Regions from separate parts of the Homo sapiens genome. Here region 2 is linked to region 1. Evidence: chromatin loops called from intact Hi-C (ENCODE). Cell type or tissue: endothelial cell of umbilical vein. All regions are shown on one strand. Each heading gives the region's core, and the rest is flanking DNA. Links, peaks and the distances in the headings are about the cores only. Region 1 overlaps FTX (FTX transcript, XIST regulator). Region 2 has its middle 64 kb from the start of RLIM.

Region 1 (8,543 bases), core at 1,727-6,726:
GAAAAGGAGGATTCAGAGGACTCTGAGTTTGGGGTGGAGACAAGAGGAGTGGATGGGAGAGAAAGAAGGAAAATCTGGGACAAGTGGCATTGGGAGCAGAGACTAGGGAGGGAATGAATTGTAAAAAAATGCCTGGACATAAGGCACCTCGGACCATTTGCCCATTTTTCAACAAAAATTATCTAGGTCTTGTAGGATAGACAAATCAAAAGTGCCATTCTCTAGCCACTTGGAACTATTGTCGAGTTTGTACTGGGGCCAAGCAGTATTACAGAAGAAAATAAGATGTTTAGGTTTTAGGTCAGGTGTTAGTCGAAGGGGTTTTAGGTTTTTAAGAACACAGGCTAAGGGGGAAGAGGGAGGAATGGATGGCAGAATGTTGCCCATAGTGGAGAAGGTAAGTTTAAAGAGGAAGGTAGAGACACGGAGAAATGGAGGTGGCAACTACAGGCTTCCCGTAGGCATCCCTGACTGAGTCCTGGGCTGTAATGTGGGTGAGCAGCCAAAGCAGGCATCCCCATAATTGACCTGCCACCAAGAGAATGTGGGTGAATGATCAAGACAGGTGTCCCCACGGTGATCAGACACCAAGGGAAGACTGTCTTCCCAAGTCCGTGACCAACATCGGAGTTTTTGAATGCACAGATAAAGTGTGTCTCCTTTTTGTCTCTACCAGGAAGGGAGAGAAACTGAAATTGAAAGGAGAGAGATTGAAGGGAGGCAATAGAGGTTAGGTAGAGAGCAAAAACACTGCTTACCCGAGTGCAAATAACTGCTTACCGATTTGAAATTGGTGAAATGGTCCTTGGGCTGGCTGGTCTGATGACCTGAGGTCGTAGGTGGATCTCCTCACAGAGGTAGCATGAGGACAGGGGACCAGTCTCCTGAAGGAGTTCCCCTGTCCCGGGTCTTCAGCACCAAATACTATGTGTGTCCGTATAAGAGACCACCTGAGCAGGCTTAGTGTAAGCAACAAGGCTGTTTATTCACTTGGGTGCAAGTGGGCTGAATCCAAGAAAGGAGTCAGCAAAGGGTGGTGGGATTATCATTTATTCTTATAGGTTTGGGATAGGCAGTGGAGTCAGAAGCAATTTTTTGCAGGCAGGGGATGGATGTTACAAATACATTAACAAGGGCGGGGAGGGTGTATTGTCACAAGGGCGGGGAATGTTACAAACTACCTTCACAAGGATGGGGAATATCACAAAGTACATTATCACAAGGGCGGGGGAATGTCACGATGGCTTGACCATGGTGCGGCCAGCTCAGAGGACCTTACAGAGCTTACTTACTATACTCATCCTACTCCACTGCAAAACATGCCATTCCTATTATTAGGGGAAAAAAAGAGACTTAATGTCTTGTGCCCAAGCAGGGTCTGGGAAAACTGCAGCATTTCTTTTACCCGTACTGAGTCAGATATATATAGATGGTCCAGGAAAAGCTTTGAAGGCTGTGAAGGAAAATGGAAGGTATGGATGCCATGAACAATACTCAATCTCCTGGGTTTTAGCCCCAACAAGAGAATTGGCTGTACAGATATGAGGAAGTCAGAAAATTTTCATACCAGCCTAGAGTTCATCCTTGTGTAGTTTATGGTGATGCTGATATTGGTCAGCAAATTCAGGTCTTAGAACATGGATGCCACTTGTTAGTAGCCACGCCAGGAGGTCTAGTGGATTTGATGGAAAGAGGAAAGATTGGATTAGACTTCTGCAAATACTTAGTGTTGGATGAAGCTGATAGGATGCTGGATATGGGATTTGGACCTCAGATACATCTTATACTTGAACAAGATACTATGCCACTGAAGGGCATTCATCACATCATGATGTTTAGTGCTACTTTTCCTAACGAAATACAGATGCTTGCTCGTGACTTTTTGGATGAATATATCTTTTTGGCTGTAGGAAGAGTAGGCTCTACCTCTGAGACTATCACACAGGAAGTAGTTTGGGTGGAAGAGCCAGATAAACGGTCATTTCTGCTTGATCTCTTAAATGCACCAGGGAAGGATTCACTGACTTTAGTGTTTGTGGAGACCAAAAAGGGAGAAGATTCTCTGGAGAATTTCTTATACCATGAAGTATATCCTTGTACTAGTATTCATGGAGACCAATCACAGAGAGATCGAGAAGGAGGCCCTTCATCAGTTTTGCTTGGGGAAAATCCCAATTCTAGTGGCTACAGCTGTGGCAGCATGAAGACTAGACATTTCAAATGTGAAACATGCTTCAATTTTGATTTGCCAAGTGATATTGAAGAATATGTGCCTTGTATTGGCTGTACAGGATGTGTGGGAATCCAGGGTCTTGCCACCTCATTCTTTAATTAAAGAAATATGAATATTACAAAGGATTTGTTGGATATTCTTATAGAAGCTAAACAAGAAGTGCCTGCTTGGTTGGAAAATAAAGCTTATAAACACCACTACAAGGGTGGTATTCATGCATGATCTAAAAGATTCAGTGGAGGATTTGGTGCCAGAGACTATTGACAAAGTAGTGGTTCCAGCAGTTCTGGCTTCAGTAGTAGTCATACAAGCAGCAGCTGCAGTGGTGGAGGTGGTCATGGCAGCAGCAGCAGATGTGGTGGAGGTAGCTATGGAGGCTTCTACAACAGTGATGGATGTGGAGGAAATTATAATTCTTGTTATAAGAGTTATTAAGAGCTGGGCGCGGTGGCTCACACCTGTAATCCCAGCACTTTGGGAGGCTGAGGCAGGCGGATCACGAGGTCAGGAGTTCGAGACCAGTCTGGCCAACATAGTGAAACCCCATCTCTACTAAAAATACACAAAAAATTAGCCAGGCGTGGTGTTGTGCACCTGTAATCCCAGCTATTTGGGAGGCTGAGGCAGGAGAATCACGTGAACCCAGGAGGCGGAGGTTGCAGTGAGCCGAGATCGTGCCACTGCACTCCAGCCTGGGTGACAGAACAAGACTCTGTCTCAAAAAAAAAAAAAAAAAAAAAAAAAGAAAGAGTTATTAAGAAATTATTTTAAGCAGATAAGAAAAGGGGTCCTTGGGAAGTTCTTTTTTTTCTTTTAGAGCAACTCCAGAAACATTTCTTGTCTAGCAGGAAAGCTAGGCCAGCAAGCTTTGATATGCAAATACCGGCCATTAGAAACTGGGCCCACCCAAACATGGCAATTCCTGCAGTCTTATTCTTGCCCTGGCCTCCACATGTGCCTGGCAACACGGCCACCCCCACATATCCACACATGTGTAAAATATCATGGTGCCCTGCATTTGCATATTAAAAGGCTAGGGTGGGAGGGCCAGTTTTTTCTCAGGCTACGTGAATGACATGCTTGGTCAAACCAATCCCCTGAGCCCTATCCAAATCAGACACAAACGTCCTCCAGCCTCCTCATATAAGCAGCCACTTTTCTATCACACTTGGAGTTTTTCTCTTTGTTCGAATCCCCCTGCCTTCTGTCTCTGTACGGGGAAGCTGTTTTCTTCTTCCTTCCTTCTTTCTTGTCTATTAAACTCTCTGCTCCTTAAAACGACTCCACATGTGTCTGTGTCATTTTATCTAAATTGACACAAGACTAAGGACGCTGGTGTTCCTCCAGTCATCGGAGCCATATCATTTTGATCCATTGGCCAGGAAACTGAGGTACAGCCTTTGTTGGAGCGGTAAGTATGGGAGCGAGCTTAAAATCTGTTGCATCATTCACAAGGTGCTCTTGGCCTCTATATTAAAATAAAATTAGATAGATAAACCCAAACTACTTTCTGTGTGATATTCTCAGATGTAGAGCCTACTCTGCCTACAGCCAAAAAGATATATTCATCCAAAAAGTCATGAGTAAGCATTTGTATTTCTTTAGGAACGGGCATGCATCAGCCTAGTACATACACAGCGTTGGCTGCTGTACTAAAGACTCAGATGTGAGGCTTGCTGGTGAGAACATGGAGAACCCCCCAATACCCATGAGTACTGGGAATGTTGGCCATGTTTTGAACTAGTTTCTTTTCATCGCTTGAGGCTGGGAAAAGTTCTGAGGTAACTGAGAATTTCTGGCCAGGGGACATACTGGCATGATTCAAAGGCCTCTGGACCAGACCCAGCCTCCAATAGCCTGTTCTGGGTGTGTGGCAGAGAACCCTCAACTATACCGTTGCAAAACTCTTCTTCCTTCTCTATCTGTGGCGTCTTACTCTTTCTCTGATTGAAATGTGCAGGGATTTTTACAGCCTAGGAAAGAAATCCTGTTAGGCAAGATCAGGAAAATGCCTCTAGAAACAGTTTTCCCCATTGCTCTGCAGTGAAGTTACTTGCTACCAGGTCTCTGGCAAGCACATAGTATTTCTAAGCTAACACCGCCACCTAGTGGAAATAGGAATCCTCTACATGAGACACATTTTTTTCCTTTTTCTTTCATGGTAACACTGCAGCTTCTTTTTACACCATTAAAAATCAGGCTCTATGCTTCTTCTGGAAATGGGAATTTTCTGCCTTTAGCAGTTAGGAGTAAGATGTCTTCCGCAGCCAGATTTTAGTCCCAATATTGTCCCATCAGTAGAAAAATGGCCATTCGGGTCCTACGTTCTTTTAAGGCACCTATTATGTCTCTGATTAAAACAGTACTTAATTAGTAAGGGAAATTTAAATTCAGAAGTTAACCAGAACCACTTTTTTTAAGGGTAAGTGCTTTAGCATGGGCTGTAATAGCAGGTAATCTAGCACATTGCCTCCACTAAAGGAGCCTTGCCCAAAAGTGACACAGTCTCTTCAGAGATCTGTTTTTCAGAGAGCCAGACAAATCACACAGGTTCTAGAAAGTCAAAGGGAAATCATACAAGGCAGATAAGCTAAGGCTGCATGGGTAAGCGTGGTTGGCCCCATCACTTAGCTCATCTGGTTCCATGGCTTGGAGGACCATGCCTGCAACCATGGGGGGCATATTTAACATGGTGCCAGGATCCAGAAACCAGGGAGGGGAGACACTTGGAGGATGCTCGATGTCTTCTCCTCCACTCTGGGTCATACAGAAAGGAAGGAGACTAAGAGGAAGCTTCTATTCTCACTTCTATCCTGCCTCAGCCTCCAGAGTAGCTGGGACTAAAGGCGCCCACCACCATGCCTGGCTAATTTTTGTATTTTTGGTAGAGACGGGGTTTCACCATGTTGGCCAGGATGGTCTCGACCTCCTGACCTCGTGATCCGCCCGCCTCAGCCTCCCAAAGTGCTGGGATCACAGGTGTGAGCCACCACGCCTGACCCAAAATTTTGCAATGACAGTTTCAAAAGCTGCCTATCACCCCTTTGAAAATACCTTGTATGCTCACAATTAAGTCATAACCTAATTAAGGCTTGTTGGTTTCACCTGTGACGTTACTTTTTGTAAAGTTCAAAAGCCGAAAACCTTAAGTGCTTGGCTTGGCTAAACTCAAGTAACAAGGGAGTTCAAAGGATTTTCTTAAAGCATGCTCAGCTTAATTAAAAGTGGATATTCAAGTTATAAGTATATTTTAAAGGCCTTTATGTTTTTCTCTTATTGGATCTTGTTTTTCTAGGAAAAGGCTCTTTTCTTATCAGTCAACTGAATTACTTTTCTCCATTTTTTGTCTTACCAGTCTTAATGCATGCTACCTGACCCTGTTCATCCAAGGGCTCCACCCTGAAGCCAGTAATCCAATTAAGAAACTGGCAAATAAAAAATCTTACAAGTGTTGAATCTTTTGTCTGTTCACGTTGCTGTATATGTGTTGTGTGCAATGTCTATAAAAAGAGCTCTAATTGATTGGCTTAAAGAAAAATAAGTGTCTTAAATCAAATACTTTTTAGTTCACATGACTTTAAGAAATAAAAATAGTCAAGGATTATTGGTAAAATGCAAGTGTCATCAAAATGCAAAAAGGTGGTGTAAATCATACAACTTAGATACTAGGTTTGCTAGATGTTTCAAGGTTGTACACTGCCTGCTTTACAGATAAGTAAGGCCTGGGACACATGGAGCTAGATGCTGAAAAGTCAGACTTTATCTGCACTTCTGTCTGGGTCCTACGATCCACACTTTGTACGTAATTAAAATCACTTACCAACCAGGTTTTTCACCAAAAAGAAAAGTTGTTAAAAGTTAACAGTGCAACATGTATTTGAGATCACCAAATAGTTTTACATGCAAGGCATATAAAAACAGTAAAATGTGGGTTTTTTTTTTCAGTAAAATATTATAAGAAAGCAGGGCAATGTAAATTTTGCCCTGGGATGAGGGATTATGTTAAATTTGATAAGATAGGGCTAGAGGTTTAAGCAAGTTATAGAAAGATTGAAAATATTAATCTTGCAAAATGTGTAAACATTAATTAGACTCAAAAGGATATTATGGTATTTTACAGTTTATAATCAAGTTATATTAAGGATTTTAACAGGTATTCTCAAATGCAGGTTTTTAATAGTTTTAAAGATTGTAACATTGAAAGAAAGAACATATGGGACTCATAAAGAACTGACATGTTCACAAATATCAAGCAAAACGAGTTAACTAAAAGGACTGCACTCTAAGTTAAAGCAACCTTTTTGACTGTTGCTTGGAATATTGCTAATCCTTGTTTTGATTTTCAGAGTCAAGGAAACTTATTTTGAACTATTTACCACCTTTAATAATTGAATAAGGTATATTCATGTGAACAAAATTTCAAGCATGTTTGTTTTTGTCTGCCTGGTTCCTCTAGAATTTGGAAACTATCTGTGAGTACTCTTAGCTTATGGCAATATAGTTGTTTGCATCAGTGCAATAAGGATCCATTTTTCTTTTTCAACAGGACACAATTGGAAAATCTGGTTATTTTACCAAGGCTTTGACTGAAAGGGTATGTTTCCTTTTAAGGAATCAAGCTTGACATGCAGAGCCAATAAAAGCTCCTTGGGGAGAAGTGGCCTTGTGCACTGTCTACACAGTCCCCACACAGTGTTCTTAACCTGTGGTCAGTAAAGAATGTCACTTTCTAACAGGTCCAGGAGCTCCAAGTTTATCTTAGGACCTCAAGAGGAGAGGATCACCCAACTCACAGGTATTTGAGGATACAAACCCATGGCTGAGCTTGGCTTTAAAGGTCTTATCAGAGATTCCTTGTGGAACAGAGTTCTATCAAGGCCAATCCAAAAGGCCTATGTAGAAATAACCATTCTTGCTTTGCTGCACTTTATGCAAATAATCAGGCCAAGTATGAAACTAAAGTTTATTCTATGAACAACACACACGGTCTTATCATAATTTGTTTTTACCAAAAATGAGGACTGGAGAGAGAAATTGTTCTCCAAAGCTTACCATACATTTGTCATTAAATCCTAGTCTCATTCATTTTTTTTAAGATTTTGCCTACATTTTAGACTAACCCTGCTTATTCCTGTGAATCAAGTGGCAATCTCCTGCAGCTTGGAAGAAACAAAAAGGGATGGGTAACATAAATATCTGGATCAATATTCTAGTTCTGGGCAATTATCCTGCAAATTCTGCCAGGCAATGAAAGTGAATAGGGTGCCCATAACCCAGAGGTTTCTTTGTTTGGGAAAATAAAACCAAAGAACTTCATAGATCTCCAAAGGGAAATTCTCCAGCTGAGTCTGCTAGGACTTTTTATTGGGTTTAGTAATACATCATACCCTTTAGCTCCTACAATATCAGCCATGGCCCATTTGTAATAAGACTAATTGCTGGATCTGTCCTGAGCGGTTTGCTCAGTTCAATAACACTAAGAAACTACACTATAGTAGCAATGATCTCCAACTTATTATTTTTAAATTCCTCTGATATGGCCGCATCATCTGGAGACATCCCTAACCTAGGCTCCTTTTTAGAAAGTGCACTATCTTGGACATACCGAACAAAGAGATCTATCGTTTCCATGCCCTCATATGGAGATTTAACTGAAAGAGATGGTTGGAGAGGGCAAACACATGACGATAACATCTTAGACCATGAGTGGGGAATTCTATAACCAAAGGCCTCTTCTGGTTTGCTGGTATTCCTCTCCTTGCCATTATGATGCAACAAGGATGGAAGGCAACAGTAGGAGCCACAGAAGCACACCACCCATAGACTCTTTAGCCTCAGTAGTAGCACAGAATAGATGGGCCTTAGATGTCCTTACAGCTGAAGTAGGAGGTACCTGTGCACTTTTAAATGAAACATGCTGCTTCTGGATTAACACCTCTAGTAAAGTACAGGAAAATCTACAGGTACTTGAAGATCAAATCAAAATTATTGACAGGCTCAGGGAAAATGCAGGCTTCAGCCCCAGGTGGCTACAATCCCTCTTTAATGAATTCCAGTCTTCTTTATGGAATTGACTAACCCCTTTATTAAGCCCTCTCTTGCTTATATGTCTTGTATTAATATTTGGACCCTGTATACTCAATACTATAGCTCAAATTGTGTCCTCTAGCCTAGAAGCAATCAAACTCCAACTGGTGCTGCTGACTGAACTACGCATGGATACGCCATTCTTCTGAGGACCCTTAGACCAACCCCAGGAGGAGCCCTGACTTCTGTTCCCCATTTGATGCCCCTTTTCAAGCAGGAAGTA
Region 2 (8,543 bases), core at 2,208-7,207, 420 kb after region 1:
TAACCAGTTGTAACTGGCCTTAACCAGTTTTGACTGGCTTAGACCAGCCATGACCAGCTTTGGCTGGTCTCTGCCAGTCGTGACTACTGTGACTGGCTTTTACCAGCCTGAACAGTTTTTAACCAGCCATGGCTTGTCTTGATTGGCCATGACTGGCTGTGACCAGCTTTGATTACAATTGACTGGTTTTGATCAGCTTAGACCAGCTGTGACCAGCTGTGACCAGTCATAACAGAGCTTAACCAATTTTGACTGGCTTACACTGGCCATGACCAGCTTTGACTGGTCGTGACTGGCCTTCATGAGCCATAACTGGCTTTGACTAGAATTGACCAGTTTTTACCAGCCATGACTGGTCTTGACCACATGTGACTGGCTTTGACTGGTCATGACTGGCTTTGGCCAGAATTGGCTGATTTTGATCGGCTTAGACCAGCTGTGTCCAGCTTTGTCCTGTATTTACTGGCTGTGACTGGCTTTGACTGGCCTGGACCAGTTTTAACCAGCCGTGGCTGGTCTTAAACAACTGTGATTGGCCTTTGCTACCTGTGACCAGCTTTGGTTGGCTATGACTGGCCTTGACCAACTGTGACTGGCTTTGGCCTATCTTGACCAGCCATGACCAGCCTTGGCCAGCCATGACTGGCTTTGATCAACCATGCTGGATTTGGCCTGTCTTGACCAGCCATGACCAGCTTTGACTGGCCTTGACCAGCCATAATCAGACTTCACCAGCTGTGACTGACAATAACCAGTTGTGACTAGCTTTCACAAACCTCAACTGGTCTTAACTAGTCATGACTAGCCTTGACTGGAGTTGACTGGCTTTTACCAGATTAGACCAGCCATGGCCAGCTTTGACTAGTTTTGACTGGTCTTGACCACTTTTGACTGACGTTGACCAGTCTTGACAGGCCTTGGCTGGCTTAGACTGACCTTGATGGGTCTTCACTTTTTTTTGTTGTTGTTGTTGTTACCAGATTTGACCTGCCATGACTGGCCTTGACTGGCAGTATCTGGTCATGATCCTGCTGCTTCCTGCCCAGCCAAGGTCCTGGGACTCAGAGGCTGTACAACACTGTGGGGGTAGGTGGAGGAGAGCAGAATGGTGAGGGTGCACCTGGGAGAGCTCACTGGTGGGGTTACACCAGAAAGGCCTTAGAGATCACTTCCTCTTGCAGATGGAGAAATAGGCCCTGTGGATGTGGACTCAACTATCAGAGCAGGTGACAGTGGAGACAGGCAAAGATATCTGCATGACAGGAGTAAGCTGGGGTGAGTGCAAATTTGTGCACTTTTCTCCTCCCTGAGACTTTCAGCTCCACAGAGCAGCCTCTGAAATACATGTAAATACTTGGTGATCCACAATCCAGACAAGAGTGGAAGGACCAGAGAAGGATAGGACCAGGTGGAAATGTAGTAGAGAGGCAAGGTGTTAGCCTAGGGGGAATGCTAGTTAACCCACAAGGTAACGGTGAGAGAAGGGAAGGCAATAGTGAAACAATCCTAACCCTAGCTGTAGCTGTAGCCAAAACCCTAAACCTAGCTTTTTTTTTTTTTTTCTCCTTAGACAAGGTCTCACTTTGTCACCAAGGCTGGAGTGCAGTGTCGTGATCTTGGCTCACTGCAGCCTCAACCTCCCAGGTTCAAGTGATCCTCCTGCCTCAGCCCCCCAAGGAGCTGAGACTACAGGTCCACACCACCATGCATGGCTAATTTTTATTTTATTTTATTTTATTTTATTTATTTTGAGACAGAGTCTCACTCTGTCACCCAGGCTGGAGTGCAGTGGCACGATCTCGGCTCCTGCAACCTTCGCCTCCTGGGTTCAAGCAATTCTCATGCCTCAGCCTCCCAAGTCACTGGGGTTACAGGCGTGCACCAGCACTCTTGGCTAATTTTTGTATTTTTAGTAGACACGGGGTTTCACCATGTTGGCAAGGCTAGTCTCAAAATCCTGGCCTCAAGATTCTCAAATTCCTTGGTCTCCCAAAGTGCTGGGATTACAGGTGTGAGCCATTGCACGTGGCCCCAGCTAATTTTTTGTATTTAGGTCGGTGCAGAAGTAATTGCAGATTTTGCATTAAAAGTAATTTTTTTTGGTACAGATAGTGTTTCGCCATGTTGCCCAGGCTGGTCTTGAACTCCTGGACTGAAGCAATCCACCCATCTCAGCTTCCCAAAGTGCCAGGATTACAGACCTGAGCCACTGCACCTGGCCTTTAGCCTTATCCCCTTAACCCCTAAACCCTGACCCTAGCCCTAGCCCCAGCCTCAACCCTACACCTAACCCTAACTCTAAACCTCAAACCTGTTTATACCTTAACCCCTAAAATCTAAATCCTAACCCTCTAATCCTAAACAGCCTAAATACTATATCCAACCCCAACCCCAGATCAAAACAAACATATCAAACAAAGGGATGACATCACAAGGACAGAAAACTACAGAACAATATCCCTTCTAAACATAGATGTAGTAAACCTTAACAAAATAATAGTAATATGAAACTACAGTCATCCCTCAGTATCCATGGGGGATTGGTTCCTGGACTCCTACCAATACCAAAATCCACACGCACTCAAGTCCTGCAGTGAGCCCTGTGAAATCCGTGGATACAAAAAGTTGGCCCTCCATATATGTGGGTTTCACATCCCACAAATACTATGTTTTTGATCCTTGTTTGGTTATGGATGTGGAATCTGCTAATATGGAGAGCTGAATGTATTTTTCAAGCCCTGTGGCCAGTGGGAAACCATTGCCAAAGTTAAACCAGAAGAGTGACATGGGCTGGGCACCGTGGCTCATGCCTATAATTCCAGCACTTTGGGAGGCCAAGGCAGGTGGACCACCTGAGGTCGTGAGTTCTAGACCAGCCTGACCAACATGGAGAAACCCCGTCTCTACTAAAAATACAAAAATTAGCCAGGTGTGGTGGCACATGTCTGTAATCCCCGCTACTCGGGAGGCTGAGGCAGGAGATTCACTTGAACCCAGGAGGCAGAGGTTGCGGTGAGCCAAGATCACACCATTGCACTCCAGCCTGGGCAACAAGAGTGAAACTCCATCAAAAAAAAAATGACATAATGAGATGTATGTTTGTGAATCAGTATTTTGCCATTATCAAGTTGAGTTCACCAATGGTGGGCAGGTGAATCTGTGCTCCTCCCAGTGGACTGCACTGAGGAGACCATAGCATCAGGCCAGAGTGTTTCTGCCAGGAATGCAGGGTCCGCGTCTGCTCAGGAGGAAACACTGGGCAAATCTAGTTTGGAGTCACCTCTGCTCTTTAGATCTACCAAGGTTGTGAAACTGAGGGACAGTCTCAGGAACAGTTCCAGAAAAAGAAAACTGGACCTGAATGGAAAAAGACATTTTTTCTCCCAGTTGAGGCAGGTGGTGAAGTGAAATGGGTCTGCAGATTGGAATGTCAGGTAGAAATCATGTACTTCCTGATTTGGGGATTATGTGATGGTTACCTAGGAGAGTGTCCCTGCTTTGGGTAAAATATACTGGAGTATTTTGTGTGAAATTGGGAATCTGATACAGCAATAACCACTGGGGAATCTAAAAGAAAGGATAAAGAGTACTTTGTACTGCTATTGCAGGTTTTCTACAAGTATGAAATTATTAGGAAGTAAACTACTTTTTTAAAACAACCATGTCAATATCATTTCAGTAAAGCAGAAACAATATCAAACTTTGTTATAGAGGCTAAGCCTGACCCAAATCCACATCAGCCAAAGCTGTGAAACCAATTGCTCTTCTAGGAGTCTGAATGTTACTTTAGTATTAAGAGGCCACTGTGTGGACATAATGTTACTGGCCACTACACCTTGGTTGTGGAGAAGAACCTTGAGGTATGGTGGAAACAGTAGGATTTTTTATTTCCAATTTTCCACTTGAAGCCCTTCCTCTCCTGGGTACTCTGAAGACTTACTGCCCCTCAGTAGTCACGGCTGCGAACAGGAAGGTTTTTATTCACCATTGACGTTGTCTCCAGTTGTCCTAAAGTGAGACGGTGCCCCCTTAGGTCTGTGCTGAGGAAAACGAAACTCTTGTCTTTGAAGTGGGCTTGGTGCTGAACTCCATAAGCGGAACACAAGGCGCTTCATGGGGTCAGAAAAGGCGGGTTCGCGCGCCCCCTGCTGGCCACCAGAGACAGTGCGAGATTCTCAGCGCTCACTGTGTAGCGGTAGCCGTGCGCCCCCTCCTGGCTGTCCTGCTGAATCAATTAAATTCAATGTGCAGCCTGTAATCCCAGCCCTTTGGGAGGCAGAGGCAGGTGGATCACCAGAGGTACGGAGTTCGAGACCAGCCTGGCCAAAATGGTGCAATCCCGTCTCTACTAAAAATACAAAATTAGCCGGCCGTGGTGGTGCGCGCCTGTAATCCCAGCTACCCCGGAGGCTGAGGCAAGAGAATCGCTTGAACCCAGCAGGTGGAGGTTGCAGTGAGCCGAGATGGTGCCACTGCACTCCAGCCTGGGCAACAAAGTGAGATTCCATCTCAAATTAAAAAAAAAAAAAAATTCAATGTGCATATTATTCAGTGCCGTAATTTTGGAAATTCAAACTAAAATGGAGCCCACTATCCCGGTCTTTAACAAAAATGCTGAAGGAACAAGTCATTTGAAACCATATGGAATGAAATGAACATAGATACAAATTTTACAATTTATGCAAGAATTTACTCAGAATAGTCCGTAGACAAATTAAAAATGCAAAACTATCAAAATTCTAGAAGAAAACATAGAAGAAAATCTACGTGACCTTGGGTTTGGTGATGAGATTTAACATACAATGCCAAGAGCTGATCCACGCACAAAAGTTAATAATATGGATATTATAACATTAAAAATGTTACACATGTCTGTGATAGACCATGTTCAAAGAATGAAAACAGAAGCCACAGACAGGACAAAATATTTGTAAAATACATATCTGAGAAAGGATTTGTATTCAAAATACTCAAAGAACTCTCAAAACTAAAAAATAAGACAACCCAATTAAAAATGGGTAAGATATAAAGAGACACCTCGCCAAATAAGGTATGCAGATGGCAAATAAGCATACAGAAAGATGCTCAATATCACATATCATTAGCGAATTGCAAATTACAACAACGAGACAGCACTGCCAGGCGCAAGTGGCTCACGCTTGTAATCCTAACACTTTGGGAGGCCGAGGTGGGCAGATCACTTGAGGTCAGGGGTTCGAGACCAGCCTGGCCAACATGTCGAAACCCCGTCTCTACTAAAAATACAAAAATTGTTCGGGTGTGATGGCGCATGCATGTAATCCCAGCTATTCGGGAGGCTGAGGCAGGAGAATCGCTTGAACCCGGGAGGTGGAGGTTGCAGTGAGCCGAGATCGCGCTACTGCACTCCAGCCTGGGAAACAAGAGTGCGACTCGGTCTAAAAAAACAAACGAACAATGAGATAGCACTGCACACTTGTTGAAACTGCTATTTATTAGACCTGCTGAACTAAAACAATGACAAACCATAAACTTTCATTCATTGCTTGTGGAATGCATAATGATACAGCCACTTGAGAAGACAGTGTAAGACTAGAATATGCCACCACAAAATATGATTGTAGAAGACTAGAATATGCCACTCAAAAGTATGCCTTTTTTGGCATAAGGATTATTTTGAGCTGATTGTTTTGAGAAACTGCAGATGCAAGAGAAGCTCTGAATACAGAGTAGAAGTTACCCTTTTATAAGGGAAATTTACATCTATAAAGAAAATCTTCATTTGCAAGGGTGTCTCTCCCTCAGTACCAAGAAAAGAAGGATGACTAAATCATGAGAGATTCTTATCAATAGGGAAGACATCAACTTAAATCTGCATTACAAACCTTACCCTTGTTTACTGTCCTTTTCCTGGTTACCTCCCCATTACCGCACCCTCCACCCCAACCCCACTTTCTTTGTTTCAGTTGAACAAATTCATTTTTACTCATTTTACTCATTTTTCCTTGGGTGTCTCCCACGTGTTTTTTTTTTTGTTTGTTTGTTTTTGTTTGTTTGTTTTTGAGACAGAGTCTCGCTCTGTTGCCCAGGCTGGAGTGCAATGGCGTGATCTCTGCTCGCTGCAACCTCCGCCTCCCGGGTTTAAGCGGTTCTCCTGTCTCAGCCTCCTGAGTAGCTGGGATTACAGGTGCCTGCCACCACGCCCAGCTAATTTTTTTATTTCTTTAAATTTATTTATTTATTTATTTAGAGACGGAGTTTTGCTCTTGTTGCCCAGGCTGGAGTGCAATGGCGTGATCTCGGTTCACCGCAATCTCCGCCTCCCGGGTTCAAGTGATTCTCCTTCCTCAGTCTCCCGAGTAGCTGGGATTACAGGCATGTGCCACCATGCCCAGCTAATTTTGTATTTTGTATTTTTTTTTTTTTTTAGTAGAGTTGGGGTTTCTCCATATTCATCAGGCTGGTCTCAAACACCCGACCTCAGGTGATCCGCCCACCTCAGCCTCCCAAAGTGCTGGGATACAGGCGTGAGCCGCCGCACCCAGCCATTTTTATATTTTTAGTAGAGTTGGGGTTTCACCATGTTGACCAGGCTGGTCTCAAACTCCTGACCTAAAGTGATCCACCTGCCTCGGCCTCCAAAAGTGCTGGGATTACAGGCATGAGCCGCCGTACCCGGCCTCTGTGTGTGTATTTTAAAAAGTATTCAATTATACTTATTCAAGCATGGTAAGGAAGACTTTATTCAGGACCATCGTGATAGGTATAAGAACCACTGCAACGGGGTCTTGCAGTCGGGGAGAGAGATTGGGCTCAACTCCAAATACAGCATGGGCCAGTGGGACTTTACAGCCAAGGACCAGGATGGAGGTCAGAGGATGGAAAATTGCTAAGAGGAAATCAGGAGTTAAAGGTATCAACATGCTGGGTGCGGTGGCTCACGCCTGTAATTCCAGCACTTCGGGAGGCCGAGGCGGGCGGATCACGAGGTCAGGAGATCAAGACCATCCTGGCCAACCTGGTGAAACCCTGTCTCTACTAAAAATACAAAAATTAGCTGACTGTGGTGGCATGCGCCTGTAATCCCAGCTACTTGGGATACTGAGGCAGGAGAATTGCTTGAACCCAGGAGGCAGAGGTTGCAGTGAGCCGAGATGGCACCACTGCACTCCAGCTTGGGCGACAGAGCGAGACTCTGTCTCAAAAAAACATAAAAAATAAAAAAATAAAAATAAATAAAGGTATCAACATTATAATGCCAGCTTACAGATGAGATGGACTCTGTGGCTGAGATGAGAGATTTGAGAGAAAATTAAGTGGCCACAGCGGGCCACGGTGGCTCACACTTATAATCCCAACAGCACAGGAGGCTGAGGTGGGAGGATGGCTTGAGCCCACGAGTTCAAGACCAACCTGGGCAAAACAGTGAGACCCTGTTTCTACAAAAATAAAAAATTACCCAGACATGGTGGCACACACCTGTAGTCCTAGCCATGCACTCAGGAGGCTGTTGCAGGAGGATTGCTTGAACCCAGGATTAAGGCTGCAGTAAGCTATGATCATGCCACAGCACTCCAGCCTGGATGACAGAGCAAGACTCTGTCTCTAAAAAAGAGAAAAAGTAAGCCACCATGGCAAGGAAAAGGGATTAGTCATGTACTCCTACATTGTTAATTACTATAAGGTTTGTTAAATACTATAAGGTTTGTTAAATGCCATAAGGTTTTCCTTCCTACAAGTAGGCAGGAACATGTTCTAACAAAACACTGCCCAACTGACCCCTGTGGACTGCCTGACCACCAGCCAACTGGGACACGTCTGCCTTGAGGATCCTGCCAGTGGCACCAACTGGATAGATTAACCTTACAAAAATTCATTCCTGATAAACAGCTAAAGACCCTAAACCAGTTCCAGCCAGTTTACAGAGACTGTGCACAAAATGTCTTTGTGCCCTATAGTTCACCTGTTGACTTAAAAAGGCAAATTCCACCTTGTTGGGTTAGAAGGTATCTGAGTTATCAGTGGCAAATCTGTACAGGTCTGCAGCAACTTCAATTCTTGCCTCTTCAGAAGAAAGAATTCAACTGAGGGGCATAAGGCAGAAAAAGAGACTGAGGCAAGTTTCAGAGCAGAAGTGGAAGTTTATTTAAAAAGCTTTAGAGCAGGAAAGAAAGAAAGTACACTTGGAAGAGACCCAAGCAAGCAACTTGAAGGACAAGTGCAGCATTTAACCTTGATGCTAGGACTTTATATGCGGGCCCACCTTCGGCGTCTTGTACCCCTTTCCCATGATTCTTCCCTTAGGGTGGGCTGCCCTCATGCGCAATGCCCTTATGCTTGGGAAGTGAGCATGCGCAGTGTGTTTAGGAAGTTGTATGCGTGCCCATCTGAGGCTTTCTTCCCTTTTCTGGTGGAATCCACCATTTTGTCTCTTAATGCACATGCCCAGGCTCACTCGCCCAACTCCTGAGATTTTACTGAAAGCCAATTACCAATCTCAAGTGTTTTTATCTGTTTGGGAAGTTGCCTCTCCCTGGCACTTGTGTTCAATTAACACTTTAGTG

What was found. Hi-C counts contacts between places; a loop is a spot of excess contacts. Peaks named below come from ENCODE experiments on the same cell type or tissue, not always from the same donor. Only the 100,000 strongest peaks of a DNase experiment are listed, where the experiment ranks them.
Region 2: it touches region 1 in a loop (5-fold over the local background); 2 of 110 quality-filtered maps call a loop at or near these places.

The regions. Positions count from the first base shown.
Region 1 is chrX:74,129,276-74,137,818 of GRCh38, forward strand. All of the region lies in intron 5 of FTX (FTX transcript, XIST regulator), which reads right to left. It also overlaps the pseudogene DDX3P1 and the pseudogene DDX3P2. Among named protein-coding and RNA genes, the nearest start is that of MIR421, 85 kb to the right of the region's middle. In endothelial cell of umbilical vein, for the core only: a CTCF peak has its summit at 4,337 (motif pointing left); no DNase peak of the experiment used is centred there.
Region 2 is chrX:74,546,328-74,554,870 of GRCh38, forward strand. No RefSeq gene overlaps it. Among named protein-coding and RNA genes, the nearest start is that of RLIM, 64 kb to the right of the region's middle. In endothelial cell of umbilical vein, for the core only: a CTCF peak has its summit at 4,160 (motif pointing left); a DNase peak (open chromatin) is centred at 4,134.